Linked DNA regions of Homo sapiens: region 2 is linked to region 1. The links are chromatin contacts, found by Hi-C or POLR2A ChIA-PET in ENCODE. All regions are on one chromosome and are shown on one strand. Each heading gives the region's core, a stretch centred on a gene start or an enhancer-like site at or near the end of the contact. The rest is flanking DNA. Distances are from core to core; before and after follow the strand shown.

The links. A loop is a pair of places that touch in the nucleus more often than their neighbours do. ChIA-PET counts read pairs that join two places held with the same protein, here RNA polymerase II (POLR2A).
Region 2: POLR2A ChIA-PET joins it to region 1 with 10 read pairs in K562. The contact joins the enhancer-like site here to the promoter of UROD in region 1. A Hi-C loop is called at or near these places in 1 of 168 maps with a recorded cell type or tissue (GM23248). POLR2A ChIA-PET finds 5 or more read pairs at or near these places in 5 of 52 experiments (GM12878, HepG2, K562 and 2 more).

What each region holds. Positions count from the first base shown.
Region 1 is chr1:45,006,661-45,013,724 of GRCh38, reverse strand. UROD (uroporphyrinogen decarboxylase) reads right to left here and starts at 1,471. Exons shown (of 10, transcript NM_000374.5): 1 at 1,440-1,471; 2 at 706-818; 3 at 510-589; 4 at 371-433; 5 at 1-131. The coding sequence starts at 1,459. It overlaps HECTD3 (HECT domain E3 ubiquitin protein ligase 3), which reads left to right and starts at 2,401. Exons shown (of 21, transcript NM_024602.6): 1 at 2,401-2,836; 2 at 3,019-3,179; 3 at 3,432-3,524; 4 at 3,604-3,739; 5 at 4,042-4,157; 6 at 4,243-4,356; 7 at 4,499-4,581; 8 at 5,024-5,189; 9 at 5,404-5,485; 10 at 6,130-6,312; 11 at 6,454-6,506; 12 at 6,710-6,774; 13 at 6,930-7,033. The coding sequence starts at 2,468. RefSeq lists enhancers at 1,375-1,504, 1,545-1,594 and silencers at 2,355-2,484, 2,565-2,734.
Region 2 is chr1:45,263,499-45,270,562 of GRCh38, reverse strand. No RefSeq gene overlaps it. Among named protein-coding and RNA genes, the nearest start is that of LINC01144, 37 kb to the left of the region's middle. Within about 2 kb of position 3,967, at least 19 of the 41 ENCODE cell types and tissues checked have a DNase peak (open chromatin) inside an H3K27ac peak, as active enhancers do.

The DNA.
Region 1 (7,064 bases), core at 222-2,721:
TGGAACACATAGCCTAGCTCAGAGGCTACCACTTCTGGATCCCGTAGGCGTTCTAGGTCCTGCTCTTCTCTTAATGGCTCTGGGAAGCTGGGTCCTTTGCCAGGTACCATGGTCACCTCCATGCCCAGTGCCTGGAGGGGGAGAAAACATCTGGGTTCCCAAAATGGAATCCAGGAGGAAAGGTTCTGTTCAGCTCATTCCAGGAGGAAGGAAAAGGAGAATAAAACTCTGCCAAACTCCATTTCTTTCAACCTTAGTTTTTCCCTCGATCCAGTTAGGATAAGTGCTTATTGTAAACCTTGACTGGACTGATAGAAGGATTTTCAAGGCGTCCTTGGATTATATTCTAGGATCAGGTTTGAGTGGGTACCTGGGGTACAACAAGGATGTCGGAGAAAATGATGGCAGCATCCAGAGGGAAGCGACGCAGTGGCTGTAGGAAACAGGAGACAGGTTGCTAGGTGGCAGACTGAAGGCATAAATCTTTCCCTCTTTTGTGGACCCCTCACCTGCAGAGTCAGTTCACAGCAGGCCTCAGGAGAGCGACACGTGCTGAAAAAGTCCTGGGCAGCCCGGGTTTCCCTAAACTCTGCATACAGAGGGAAGACAGGGCTCAGCCTTGAGGCCCTCCAGAGCCCTCCCCTGCCCCTCGAAAACTTTTCTCCCTCCGGAGTTTTATCTAGATTTCCAGACCCTGACTCTTACCTGGTAAGTAACGGCCTGCCTGGCGCATGCACCAAACGGGAGTGTAGTCTGTTTCCTCTCCCCAGGCTGCTCGCAGGAATGTGTCATTCTTCAGCTCCGGAAAACCCTGAGGTCTGGCGATCAGGTGGGGGTGGGGGTAGGTGTCAGTATGCTACGCTGGAGGCTGGGGAAAGCGCGGGTTCATAAGGCCGATTCAGTCCAGGACCGCTATCTACCTCCTCCAGGCCAGCTCCCAAACCCTGGCTTTCCGCCCGTTCCGCCTCCTCTCTGCCTATCAGGTGGTGCACAAACTCCAGAAGGGCCCGCCCTGGGGCCTCTTCCCTCCACTTAGTCTCTACTCTTCCAAGCTCGAAGCAACCAGAGGGACTGGGGGGAGGGAATGAAGGCCCACTAAGGATAGTTTGGGGGTCTTCGAACTAGTGAGCCTCAGAAACGGGAATGTCACTGGGCTGGTTCAGGGGCTGAGAAATACCCAGGCTGGGGGATAAAGAGGGATCAGAGTTGATGGTCCCAGAATAGAGATCCTGGTTGGAAATCCTGAGGCATCCCTTGAATTAAGGCCCTGGGATGAACATCTCAAAAATCCATGGTTTTAGGATTCAGGATCCCAGCTAACGGAGTTCAGGTTGGGAGGTCTCCAGGGTGGGGAAAGGGGAGTAGAGGGATAGAGTCCTGAGTTGGAAGACTCAAATTAGAAGCCCGGCTAGCCACACCGCGTGCTCTGGAGAACTCACCCCAACCCATTCGCTTCCATGGTCAGCTGTCTGTAACTGCGAGCTCAATCCACAATTTAACCTGAATCTGAGCCTGCCCCCCAGTCCAGGCTCCGCCCCTTTCTGTAGGGAACCAAGAGCGTCGCCATGTTGAAGATCACATGATCGGACTCCAGCGACAGCTCCAGGGCTGCCCTGGCTGCTGCCCGTAGGACCCCTACCTTTTTTCACCGTAAAGTTTGCTGTAGCGACGCAACAACAAAGGCCCAAAAGAAAACTCCGCTGTAAATGTATCTTACGGTGACATGAGGAATTTGTTCTCATCTGACAGTCTGGGTATCCGGAGGCTTGGCGCAAGTCCCACTCATGATACCAACAGTCTTATCCAGCCAGGTCCATACTATAGCCTGGACCTATAGTAGGTGCAGAGGTTAGCTCTGCTCAAGACAGCCCCAGCCTTTAAGGAGCTACAAGACTGGGGAAACAGAAATCAGCAATCACATTAAAATGAATAATGATCTCCAGTGTCCTTGGGATTAGGAGTGACAAACAGAATCAACCCTAATGACTCAAGACTCCTGTCAGTGGCAGGGGAAGGGGCCATTGTCTCAAACACTTTAATCACACCACCCATAGGATAGGGAGTCCAGCAGATTCGCTGGGAGTGGGAGGAAAAACAGCAGGCCGAAGAACCAGAAAAATGACTGTTGGCAATGACCCAGGCTAGCTAGAATGGTGACTTGAATGAGGGTAGTAGCAGTAGAGATAAAATGGTAGTCACAAGGAAATGGAGAGAGGGAGATTGATCAGGTAGCAATCACCAATCTTGGGTTTGGTCGGCTGGGTTAGGGTGGCACAGAGATAAGTAATATGGTTGAGTGTGGGAGTACACAGTCCAATACAGTGAGAGCTGGGGTGCGCTTAGTCCAGAACATACGGCAAAGGCTGGCCAAAGGCGGGGAAGGGCGTGGTGGGAAGCTCTGTCCGCGGTCGCGCCAGCTGTTCCCCGGGCAGGGTCGCCTCTAGGTGCTCACCTCCGCCACTTCGCCATGGCGGGTCCTGGCCCGGGCGCGGTGCTGGAGTCCCCCCGGCAGCTGCTGGGCCGCGTGCGCTTCTTGGCAGAGGCAGCGCGGAGCCTCCGCGCCGGGCGGCCGCTGCCAGCAGCGCTGGCTTTCGTGCCGCGAGAGGTGCTCTACAAGCTTTACAAGGACCCAGCGGGACCGTCGCGCGTGCTTCTGCCGGTGTGGGAGGCAGAGGGCCTGGGGCTGCGTGTGGGCGCCGCAGGCCCAGCCCCCGGTACCGGCTCCGGGCCCCTCCGCGCCGCCCGCGACAGCATTGAGCTCCGGCGCGGCGCCTGCGTGCGCACCACGGGCGAGGAGCTGTGCAATGGCCACGGGCTCTGGGTGAAGCTGACAAAGGTGCGCTCTTCCCTGCCCAGGACCCGGTAAAAGACCCCTGGGGCCAGAGAAACCTCTGGCTGTTTGCCTTTTCTCCCCTGTATTGAGTTGGCATTGCGTTCGGCGCCCTTTGCCCTGGGCTGGGCACGACAGGCGGCTGGGCAGTTCCCTGACGGCTGTCCCCATCCTACGCGTCCCGGCAGGAGCAGCTGGCAGAGCACCTGGGCGACTGCGGGCTGCAGGAAGGCTGGCTGCTGGTGTGCCGCCCGGCGGAGGGCGGAGCCCGCCTGGTACCCATCGACACTCCCAACCACCTCCAGCGGCAGCAGCAGCTCTTTGGCGTGGATTATCGGCCGGTGCTCAGGTACTGCACTTGAAGGAGCGGGGCTGGCTGTCAGAAGGCCGGGCCAGGAGGGCTTGGGAACACTTCAGCCACAGCCTGGGGTGGGTGGGATACTGGAGCGGAGGCAGGGTTAAGAGCAGAAAGGGGCGGGACGTGAAGGGGGCTCGGAGGGAGACTGGGAGATAGAGCCCTGAAGAAGGCTACACGGCATGGAGGTAGTGTCTTGCTGACCGCTGATGTCTCCCCATCCCACTCCCTACTCTGTGCCCACAGGTGGGAACAGGTGGTGGACCTGACATACTCACATCGCCTGGGATCGAGACCTCAGCCGGCAGAGGCATACGCAGAAGCTGTACAAAGGCTACTGTGAGTGAGCTGGAATGGGGTGGGGAGGAAGGAGCTCTGCGTCTGGGCCCAGTCTAATTAGGGGCTTGGGGTTGCTTAGCTATGTACCCCCGACATGGACCTACGAGTGCGACGAGGACCTGATCCACTTCTTGTATGACCACCTGGGCAAGGAGGATGAGAACCTGGGTAGCGTGAAGCAGTATGTGGAGAGCATAGACGTTTCCTCCTACACGGTGGGTGCTGGGGCTCCTCCCACCCCAGGCAAGATATAGTCACACCCCTCAAGGCTAGATCCAGAAAGAACCCCCACCTGCAGGCCAGGACTAAAACAGGGTCCCCACAGGCCACACTCAGTTCAGCTCCCCATCTTGGACGTCTATAGGACCCCTTACATACCCAGCGGCCCCCTATCCCATACCAGTTGCCTGTTAGCCCAACTTCACTATGCTTTCTCTCTGGTGCTCCTGGCCCAGAGCACAAGCCCAGTGCAGGGAGGGAGGGTAACTGCTGACTTCACGTCTCTGCCCCTCCCCAGGAGGAGTTCAACGTGTCCTGCCTGACAGACAGCAATGCCGATACCTACTGGGAGAGCGATGGGTCCCAGTGCCAACACTGGGTACGGCTTACTATGAAGAAGGGCACCATTGTCAAGTAAGTAGGCTCTGGGCAGGACAGGGTGGGTGGGCTATGTCCCTGTGGGTTCACAAAGACTCATATTCACACTCTGACCCTTCAGGAAGCTGCTACTCACAGTGGATACCACAGATGACAACTTTATGCCAAAGCGGGTGGTGGTCTATGGGGGTGAAGGGGACAACCTGAAGAAGCTGAGTGACGTGAGCATTGACGAGTGAGCACGCTGGCCTGGGGAGGGAAGTAGGGCATGTTCCAAGCCTAGCCCAGCTTGAAAGCCTAAGTTTGAGTGAGACTCCAGCAGTCTCTGAAGGCCTGAGGCAGGAGGTATCTGAAGTGCTTCACACTCATCTCCTCAGGACCCTCATCGGGGATGTCTGTGTCCTGGAGGACATGACCGTCCACCTCCCGATCATCGAGATCCGCATCGTGGAGTGCCGAGGTGAGGTTTAAGGCTATAAGGAGGGAAAGAGAGCCCGGCGTGGAGATGGGGGCAAACAGAGAGTGTGTGTGGAGAGAAGAGGATGGGCTTGGAGTTGGGGTGAAGGCGATGCTGAACTAACTCCAGGATTTGGAGCTTTGGGGCCTGAGCCAGCTGGGACATGCCAGGTATAGGCCTGCCTTAAAGCCATACAGGTGGTTGGGCTCACCTGGAAGAGGAACTGAGTTGGGACCCTCAGGCATCCCAGCATTCTAGTGGAAGACAGAGGAATCAGCAGGAATAGATCAATCAGAATCAGGTGATAGAAGGTGATCCCGAAGGTCCCGAGTTTCTAGGGGCTAACGGTGACACAAGGCTGAGCGTTCAAGGAGCCGGTCCCAGGTCTGAGGGCCAAGGAGGCAGCAGGTGCTGTAAATGACCTTACTCTGACCCCTTCCCCCAGATGATGGGATTGATGTTCGTCTCCGAGGGGTCAAGATCAAGTCATCTAGACAGCGGGAACTAGGGTTGAATGCAGACCTGTTCCAGCCAACTAGTCTGGTGCGATATCCACGCCTAGAAGGCACCGACCCTGAAGTACTGTACCGCAGAGCTGTCCTCCTGCAGAGGTGGCTGTGGTCCTGGACCTATGGGCCCTTCCCTTCCCCCAACATTGAGCCTTGTGTGTCTGCATGGAGGAGGTTCCCAAGGTCTCATAGTATAAGCTGTTCAAGGGTCAGAGAAGCCCCCAGGTCCTGCCTTTTCCTGTCCCTTTATGTTGGGGAGTTGGGGGTGTTACAGGTATGCTAAACTCTTTAGCTGCAGTCTATCTACCCATGCCAGATTCATCAAGATCCTCGATAGTGTCCTGCACCACCTGGTACCTGCCTGGGACCACACACTGGGCACCTTCAGTGAGATTAAGGTGAGCCGACCCAGCCAGTGCTGGTCTTGGCATTTCCCCTTCCTGCTCACGTAGTTGTTCATTCCTTAGCAGAGTTCCTAAAATCTACTCTAGGGCAAGACCTTTGCTGGGTCTGGGAACATAGGAAGAAAGCCAGAACAAATGGTCCAAATTTAGTGTTTGGGAGGCTGTTCCCCAGCCTCCTTGGTATTCCAGAGTGTGTGGAATACCCAAGGGCTATTGACAGCACAGGCAGGGCAGTTTGCGTGAAAGGTACATACAGGGAGTTACCAGCAGCTCAAGATGTCTTGAGAAAAGTGTGCCAGTAGGTGTGAGTATGACAGAGGGATGAGGGTGGAAGGATGTGGGCAGGAGACAGGTCCTGGTTGCAGAGGGCCCTGTGGGCCAGGCTGTGAAGCAAGGACTTTGTCCCAGGGTAGTGGAGCTGTTGGAAAGGTAAGGAAGGTAATGACAGTATTAGATTTTTTTGTTTTAGAAAGCTCTCCCTGGTGGCTGAACTAAGGAGGGGACTGGAGACAAAGACAGGGATGGACTAGACTTGAACTGAAACGGTGGAATTGGATACAGGCAGAGGGGAAAGTTCCAGGGCCTGGACGGAGGCTGACTGCCCACTCATTCCTGCTCTGGCCACCTCTCCTCACTAGCAAGTGAAGCAGTTCCTACTGCTGTCCCGCCAGCGGCCAGGCCTGGTGGCTCAGTGCCTGCGTGACTCTGAGAGCAGCAAGCCCAGCTTCATGCCACGCCTATACATCAACCGCCGTCTTGCCATGGAACACCGTGCCTGCCCCTCTCGAGACCCTGCCTGCAAGAATGCAGTCTTCACCCAGGTCTGCACCACCTAGGGTCCGACTGAGATAGGATCAGTCAAGGGCCAAGGGGGCTAGGCCAAGAGGGACCTGAACAAGTTCTTGGGGCAAGTATAGGGCCAGGTCTTGCTTTCCTATGACTCCTTTCCTCCTTGCCTCCAGGTATATGAAGGCCTCAAGCCCTCTGACAAATATGAAAAGCCCCTGGACTACAGGTATGGCATGAGAGTGAGGGACTTACTCGGGACACCTGTTTGTGCACACAAACACACACAAACACACACACACACACACACACACACACACAACTGCTCGAGGCACCCCTCGCCATGACTGCTTTTCCCAGGTGGTCTCTGAGCTGATGAATTGTGCTGCACCTGGCCCCACATAATGACAAATCTGCCCACGTTTTTTGCAGGTGGCCCATGCGCTATGACCAGTGGTGGGAGTGTAAATTTATTGCAGAAGGCATCATTGACCAAGGTGAGGCCCTGAGGGAGGATCTCAAGGGTCCTGCTTGCTGCCCTATCAAAGTGGTAGAGGCTTTTCACCAGCTAATGATGATGGGGGACCTATTCATTACCCCATTATGGGAGCTGGGCTCTTGAGTGCCCAGCTGAGGGCATCTGTCATTTCAGGGGGTGGTTTCCGGGACAGCCTGGCAGATATGTCAGAAGAGCTGTGCCCTAGCTCAGCGGATACCCCCGTGCCCCTGCCCTTCTTTGTACGCACAGCCAACCAGGTAATCTCCGTTTCCATCTCTGCAAACCTCC
Region 2 (7,064 bases), core at 2,718-5,217, 250 kb before region 1:
AACCAATCATGCCTTCCCAACAATCCCCCAAAGTCTTAACTCATTTCAGCATTAACCTAAAAGTTCACAGTCCAAAGTCTCATCCGAGACAAGGCAAGTCCTTCCACCTATGAGCCTGTAAAATCAAAAGCAAACTAGTTACTTCCTAGATACAATGGGGGTACAGGTATTAGGTAAATACAGCTGTTCCAAATGGGAGAACTTGGCCAAAACAAAGGGGTTACAGGGCCCATGCAAGTCCAAAATCCAGCAGGGCAGTCAAATCTTAAAGCTCCAAAATGATCTCCTTTGACTCCATGTCCACATCCAAGTCACACTGATGCAAGAGGTGTGTTCCCATGGTCTTGGGCAGCTCTGCCCCTGTGGCTTTGCAGGGTACAGCCTCTCTCCCAAGCTGCTTTCATGGGCTGGCATTGAGTGTCTGCGGTTTTTCCAGATGCACAGTGAAAGCTACCAGTGGATCTACCATTCTGGGGTCTGGAGGATGGTGGCCCTCTTCTCACAGCTCCACTAGGCAGTGCCCCCAGTAGGGACTCTGTGTGGGGGCTCCAACCCCACATTTCCCTTCTGCACTGCCCTAGCAGAGTCTCTCCATGAGGGTCCCGCCCCTGCAGCAAATGTTTGTCTGGGCATCCAAGTGTTTCCATACATCTTCTGAAATCTAGGTGGAGGTTCCCAAACCTCAGTTCTTAACTTCCATGCACCCGCAGGCTCAACACCACGTGGAAGCTGCCAAGGCTTGGGGATTTCACCCTCTGAAGCCACAGCTGAAGCCATACATTGGCCCCTTTCAGCCATGGCTGGAGTGGCTGGGACATAGGCACCAAGTCCCTAGACTGCACACAGCACTAGGATCCTGGGCCTGGTCCTTGAAACCACTTTTTCCTCCTGAGTGGTCTCTGGGCCTGTGTTGGCAGGGCTGCCATGAAGGTCTCTGACATGGCCTGGAGATGTTTTCCCCACGGTCTTGGGGATTAACATTAGGCTCCTTGCTACTTATGCAAATTTCTGCAGCTGGTTTGAAGTTCTCCCCAGAAAATGGATTTTTCTTTTCTGTCGCATAGTCAGGCTGCAAATTTTCCAAACTCTTATGCTCTGCTTCCCTTATAAAACTGAATGTGTTTAACAGCACCCAAATCACCTCTTGAAGGCTTTGCTACTTAGAAATTTCTTCTGCCTGGCCTGGCGTGGTGGCTCACGCCTGTAATCCCAAAACTTTCGGAGGCCGAGGCAGGTGGATCACTTGAGGTCAGGAGTTCGAGACCAGCCTGACCAACATGGTGAAACCCTGTCTTTACTAAAAATACAAAAAAAAATTAGCTGGGTATGGTGGCGGGTGTCTGTAATCCCAGCTATTCGGGAGGCTGAGGCAAGACAATCGCTTGAACCTGGGAGGTGGAGGTTGCTGTGAGCTGAGATTGCACTACTGCACTCCAGCCTAGGCGACAAAGCTAGACTCTGTCTCAAACAAAACAAAACAAAACAAAACAGAAAGAAATTTCTTCCACCAGATACCCTAAATCATCTCTCTTAAGTTCAAAGTTCCACAAATCTCTAGGGCAGGGGCAAAATGCCACCAGTCTCCTTGCTAAAACATAACAAGAGTTGCCTTTGCTCCAGTTCCCAACAAGTTCCTCATCTCCATCTGAGACCAACTCAGCCTGGATTTTATTGTTCATATCACAATCAGATTTTGGATAAAGCCATTCAACAAGTCTCTAGGGAGTTTCAAACTTTCCCACATTTTCCTGTCTTCTTCTGAGCCCTTCAAACTGTTCCAATCTCTGCCTGTTACCCAGTTCCAAAGTCGCTTCCACATTTTCGGGTATCTTTTCAGTAACACCCCACTCTACTGGTACCAATCTACTGTATTAGTCCATTTTCATGCTGCTGATAAAGACATACCCGAGACTGGGAAGAAAAAGAGGCTTAATTGGACTTATAGTCCCACATGGCTGGGGAGGCCTCAGAATCATGATGGAAGGCGAAAAGCACTTCTTACATGGCAGCAGCAAGAGAAAATGAGGAAGAAGGAAAAGCAGAAACCCCTGATAAACCCATCAGATCTCGTTAGACTTATTCACTATCACGGGAATAGCATGGGAAAGACTGACCCTCGTGATTCAATTACCTCCCCTGGGTTCCTCCCACAACATGTGGGAATTCTGGGAGATACAATTCAAGTTGAGATCTGGGTGGGGACACAGCCAAATCATATCACTTGACCTGGTGAGATGTAATATTCATTATTCCCTGTTGTAATCCAGCACAGAAGTAATGCCTGATACACACACAGCAGACACTCAAAAATATTATTGAATAAACAAGTGAGTGAATAAATCTCTGTACTTATCATAATCATTCAGATGTTAAATTCTATTCCAGTTGCCTAAGTAGGAATGAATGTACAACTAACACTGGTAGAAACAGAGAAAGTCTGAATTATGCAGCATTAATCTAACAAGTACAGTGAACTACTGTATTATTGCTTGTTTGCTCGTGTTTACATTTTCTTCACAAAAATATAATTTTTGTTTTACAACTGTGTGGTAAATTAGGATATGGCTTATTCTGTGACCAGCTCATTCATCATCTCTTCCAATGTCATTATGGTGTGACTTTCTGAAATGCAGAGACTGAAAAGTTAAACTACGTTTCCCAGGTTCCTTTACTGTTAGAGTTCTAAATGAGACTTAGGTTCCTTCAAACAAATGCATTCACATGGGACCTGAAAAGGAACTGGGCTCCTAATAATTCCCTCATACAGTATATGGTAATTTCCCCTACCTGCAGACTCACCTTCCCCTACCCACAATCTATATGGTTCCAGGAGAGAGTTTTAGGAATCCATCTTTCTGGTCCCAATGGTCATAGAGCTGTTTGGTCTGGACCTGGAAGTGCAAGTGATGGCTCCCTAATTTGGCAGGAGCTTCCTGAAGTGGAAGAGGTGGCATGATTTCAGAAAGTTGGTGGCTACTGGGTGTTAATCCCTGATTCAGCTGGTAGTTTACTATTCTTAGTGGGAGCAGCAGCTTCCTTTACAGCTCAGCTCTAGAGTGTGGCTTTGAGAGTTGTTTCTGGAAGACTGGCCTACAGTTTCTCCAGCCCATCTAATCATACTGTAAGCCATTTAATATCTTGCATTACATCCATTTCTTTTTTTTTTTTTTTTTTGAGACGGAATTTTGCTCTTTTTGCCCAGGCTGGAGTGCAATGATGTGATCTCGGCTCACTGCAACCTCCACCTCCTGGGGTTCAAGTGATTCTCCTGCCTCAGCCTCCCAAGTAGCTGGGATTACAGGTGCCCACCACCATGCCCAGCTAATTTGTTGTATTTTTAGTAGAGATGGGGTTTCACTATGTTGGCCAGGCTGGTCTCGAACTCCTGACCTCAGGCGATCCACCCACCTTGGCCTCCTAAAGTGTTGAAATTACAGGCGTGAGCCACTGTGCCCGGCCACAATAAATCCATTTCTGTACAAAGGAGTAGTAATTTTTTTTTCCCTCTGCCACTGAAACCTAACCCAAAGCAAGGGACTAGGAGGTCCTGTACAACTGACATGATTTATTACTATGTAGATTATTAGAATACAGATGTAATTTAATATTTATGAAATTTCACATATTCTATTGTCAGGGCCATCCAGCTTCAAACAAAAATATATGCTCCTGCAACATTCTACAAATTGATTTTTCAAAAAATCCTACCAAATTTAAATTCTATTGAAGTATTCTTTTATTGTTTTCTAGTGCCATTAGGACTGTGGTTTGCATGCAACAGAATTATACTAGATTTAAGCAAAAGAAAAATGAATTTATATAAGGATACAGGTCATCTCATGAAACTCCAGGGCTAGGAAGTGGTAGAACCTCAGGAATAACCTGGAGCCAAGGATTGCAGTGCTAAAGAGAACTTAGGAAGCCCTCTTGCCAGCTCTCACTCTTTCTCTCTCCTTCATTCTTTCTCATTACTAACTGTAAGGAATACGGCTGTGCTTTGGTCAAAAATAGGCCAAGGTAAACATCCAGAGTGACTCAGCGAGTTTAGAGTGCAGGCGTATAACTCCACTTGTTATCACAGCCATGTAGCCATAACATGGGAAGGCCATTCCTTGACTCTAAGCCACTATTGTCTGTAAAAGGTATAATTGCCCTGATAACACTGTACAGGCATGCTGGAGCCAAGAGAAAGAGAAAGAGAGTCAAAGCTGTCCATCTTTGCAGACAGACAGAGGGGAGCCAGGACACAGCTTGGCTTGCTTGTGCCCAGAGAGAGTTTAGCTGCTGACCCTGAAGGCAAGGGAGAGCCAGCCACGCAGCTGTGTGTGGGAGCCGCCGGACTAAGCAGCCAAGACAGGGCGGACAGTGTGAGAGAGCTGTTGATGAGAGCTGCTGCTGAATAAAATCATCTTTCACCTGCTTATGGCCCCCCTGGGTGTTCTTTCTGCTCATCCACCCACTCCCCTCATACCCCAGCATGACAATTGGCGTAGTTGTGAACTTGACACTAGTGTTCTCTGTATCCTAATCCACTGGCTTAAAAAAAAAAAAAAGCCTCTAGGCCAGACGTGGTGGCTCACACCTGTAATCCCAGCACTTTAGAAGGCTGAGGCAGGCAGATCACTTGAGCCCAGGAGTTAGAGACCAGCCTGGACAACATGGTGAGATCCCTGTCTCTACAAAAAATACAAAAATTAGCTGGGCGTGGTGGCATACACCTGTGGTCCCAGCTACTCAGGAGGCTGATGTGGGAAAATTGCTGGAGCCCAGGGGATCGAGGCTGCAGTGAGCTGTGATCATGCCACTGCACTCCAGCCTGGGTGACAGAGCAAGACCAAATCTCAAAAATAAATAAATAAACCAAAATAAAAGGATAGACAGGTAGACTGAGGCAGAAATCTCCCAGACTCAATTCCAGAGTGTTGAGGAAAGTCCATGAGTAACCAGCTTCAGTCTGGTGCCTAGTTCAGCCAAGCTGCACAACTCTAAAGGGTGCCATTCATCTAAACCTCTAAAGGATGCCATTCTATGAAATAGTGCCCCTGGTGCATATTTTACAGAAGGGAATGTGAATGATGCCCCTTTGGCACCAATCAGCTGGAGTCTGGAGTCCGAGTTCCATACAGGAACTTGGCAATGGGTGCTGTGTTCCTGGAACCATATAGATTGTGGGTAGGGGAAGGTGGATTTGTAGATAAGGGAAATTACCATATACTGTACAATTATTAGGAGCTCAGGAGACAAGTTCATGGATGTGTATTACAAGAATGGTATACTGATTTTAAATATATTAGACCAGGAAGAGACAAATTATGGCCCACAGGCCAGATCCAGTCTGCCCCTTGTTTTTGGAAACATGGTTTCATTAGAACACAACCATGCTCAGTTATTTGTATATTGTCAATGGCCTCATTTGTTCTAGAATGGCAGAGTTGAGCAGTTGCAACAGAGATTATACAGTTCACAAAGACTACAATATTTACTACCTGGTTCCTTACAGGAAAATGTTGATCCTTTGCCTAGATCCTTGATGCCCAAAAGGAGGTCCACAAGCCTGCAGTCTCAGCATCACCTCGGAGCTTCTCAGGCCTTCACCTGGAACTACTAAATCAGAACTTGCATTTAAATAAGATCCCCAGGTGATTCAGAGGCACATTAAAGTCTGAGAAGCACCATGTGAAACTTATCAGTGGGCGCAAGCAATACTATTGAAATATTCATTCACAAACCCTTTTTAGCCTATGGGACACGATGCAATACCCCAGCATATTAGATTAGTGTGCCACTATCCCTGGATTTGATGTAGTGATTTTTTTTTCTGACTACGTCAAGGCAGAGTGTCATTACCATCAGCACAAATTCTTACCAAACATCTGCCTGGACAAAAGGATATCTGGCTACAATTTGTTAGGTACCTACTTATTCATTCAATTATAACAGATATTTATTGAGGGCATACTCTGTGCTAGGCATTGGACCACAATAATGAACAAATTGGCACAATTCCAGCCTTCATGTTGTTGTGGAGCTTTCATGTATCATCTTATCTATTTCTTTTTAAAAGCTTTTAGGTGGATATATTAATCTCCATGAGGAAACTGAGGTGCAGAGAGGCTAAATGACTTGCTCAAAGTCATACAGCCGGTGAGTGGCGGAGGTGAAAATTGAACATAAGATGTAAGTCTTTCTGACACCACAGTTTATGTTTTCTCCTATGCAGCAGTTTCATGCGTTCTCCTATTGCAGTGCCAAAGAGAACTTAAGCGTGATTCTAGGAGATTGTAATCTGAAAGAGATCTACATCCAGAGAACCAGTGTTTTCTAGATAAGAAATGGTCTCCCACTTGCCAGATATAGCCAAGATGATACTGCGTGATTGGGGCAGGTTGAAAACTGGAGAAGCCCAGCTCCTTTCCCAAGACCTTCTCTTCAGAAGCCACACACCTGCTACCTTTATCTGTGAGAGAGACAGATGCCTCTGATTCAGTTACTCCTTCCAGACACTTGGAATGAGAGATGCACCTGAGGCCCTGGGTAGGACAGGAAATGCACTCTCTTAGGGAGAAAAGGGGTTGGGGTTAGTGCTTCTTCCTCCAAGAAACTCAGAGTGAATTCCATTCACTGGGGTCACCTTACCTTTCTAGCTCTCCTTCCCACCTGTTCTACACACCCCTTCAACTTACCCAGCCCTTCTTCCTTGTCTTGCTTCTTAATCATTCCATTGTACTTTCTTGAACGTTCATTCTGAGAACTACAAGTATACCTCTCCTAGATAGTTATGTCCTCAAACTGGAGAAGAGAAATGAAACAGGCAGAGGGAGGTGGGGAGAGGGATGGAGAGACGAGGGCACAAGTGAATGATGGAGAAAGATATTGGGCTGGACCCAGGTAGTGAGGAAGGAGGAAGAGGTTGAACACATGGCTGGTTGAGGGAAGAAGGAAGAGCAGGAATGACAGGCATGGAGCAGGATGCTCTCTGATGGAGCATGAGGAAAAGGATGGCACCGAGAAGCTAGCAGCGATGGGCCAAAAACAACAGCAACATCATCATTCCCATCCCCATC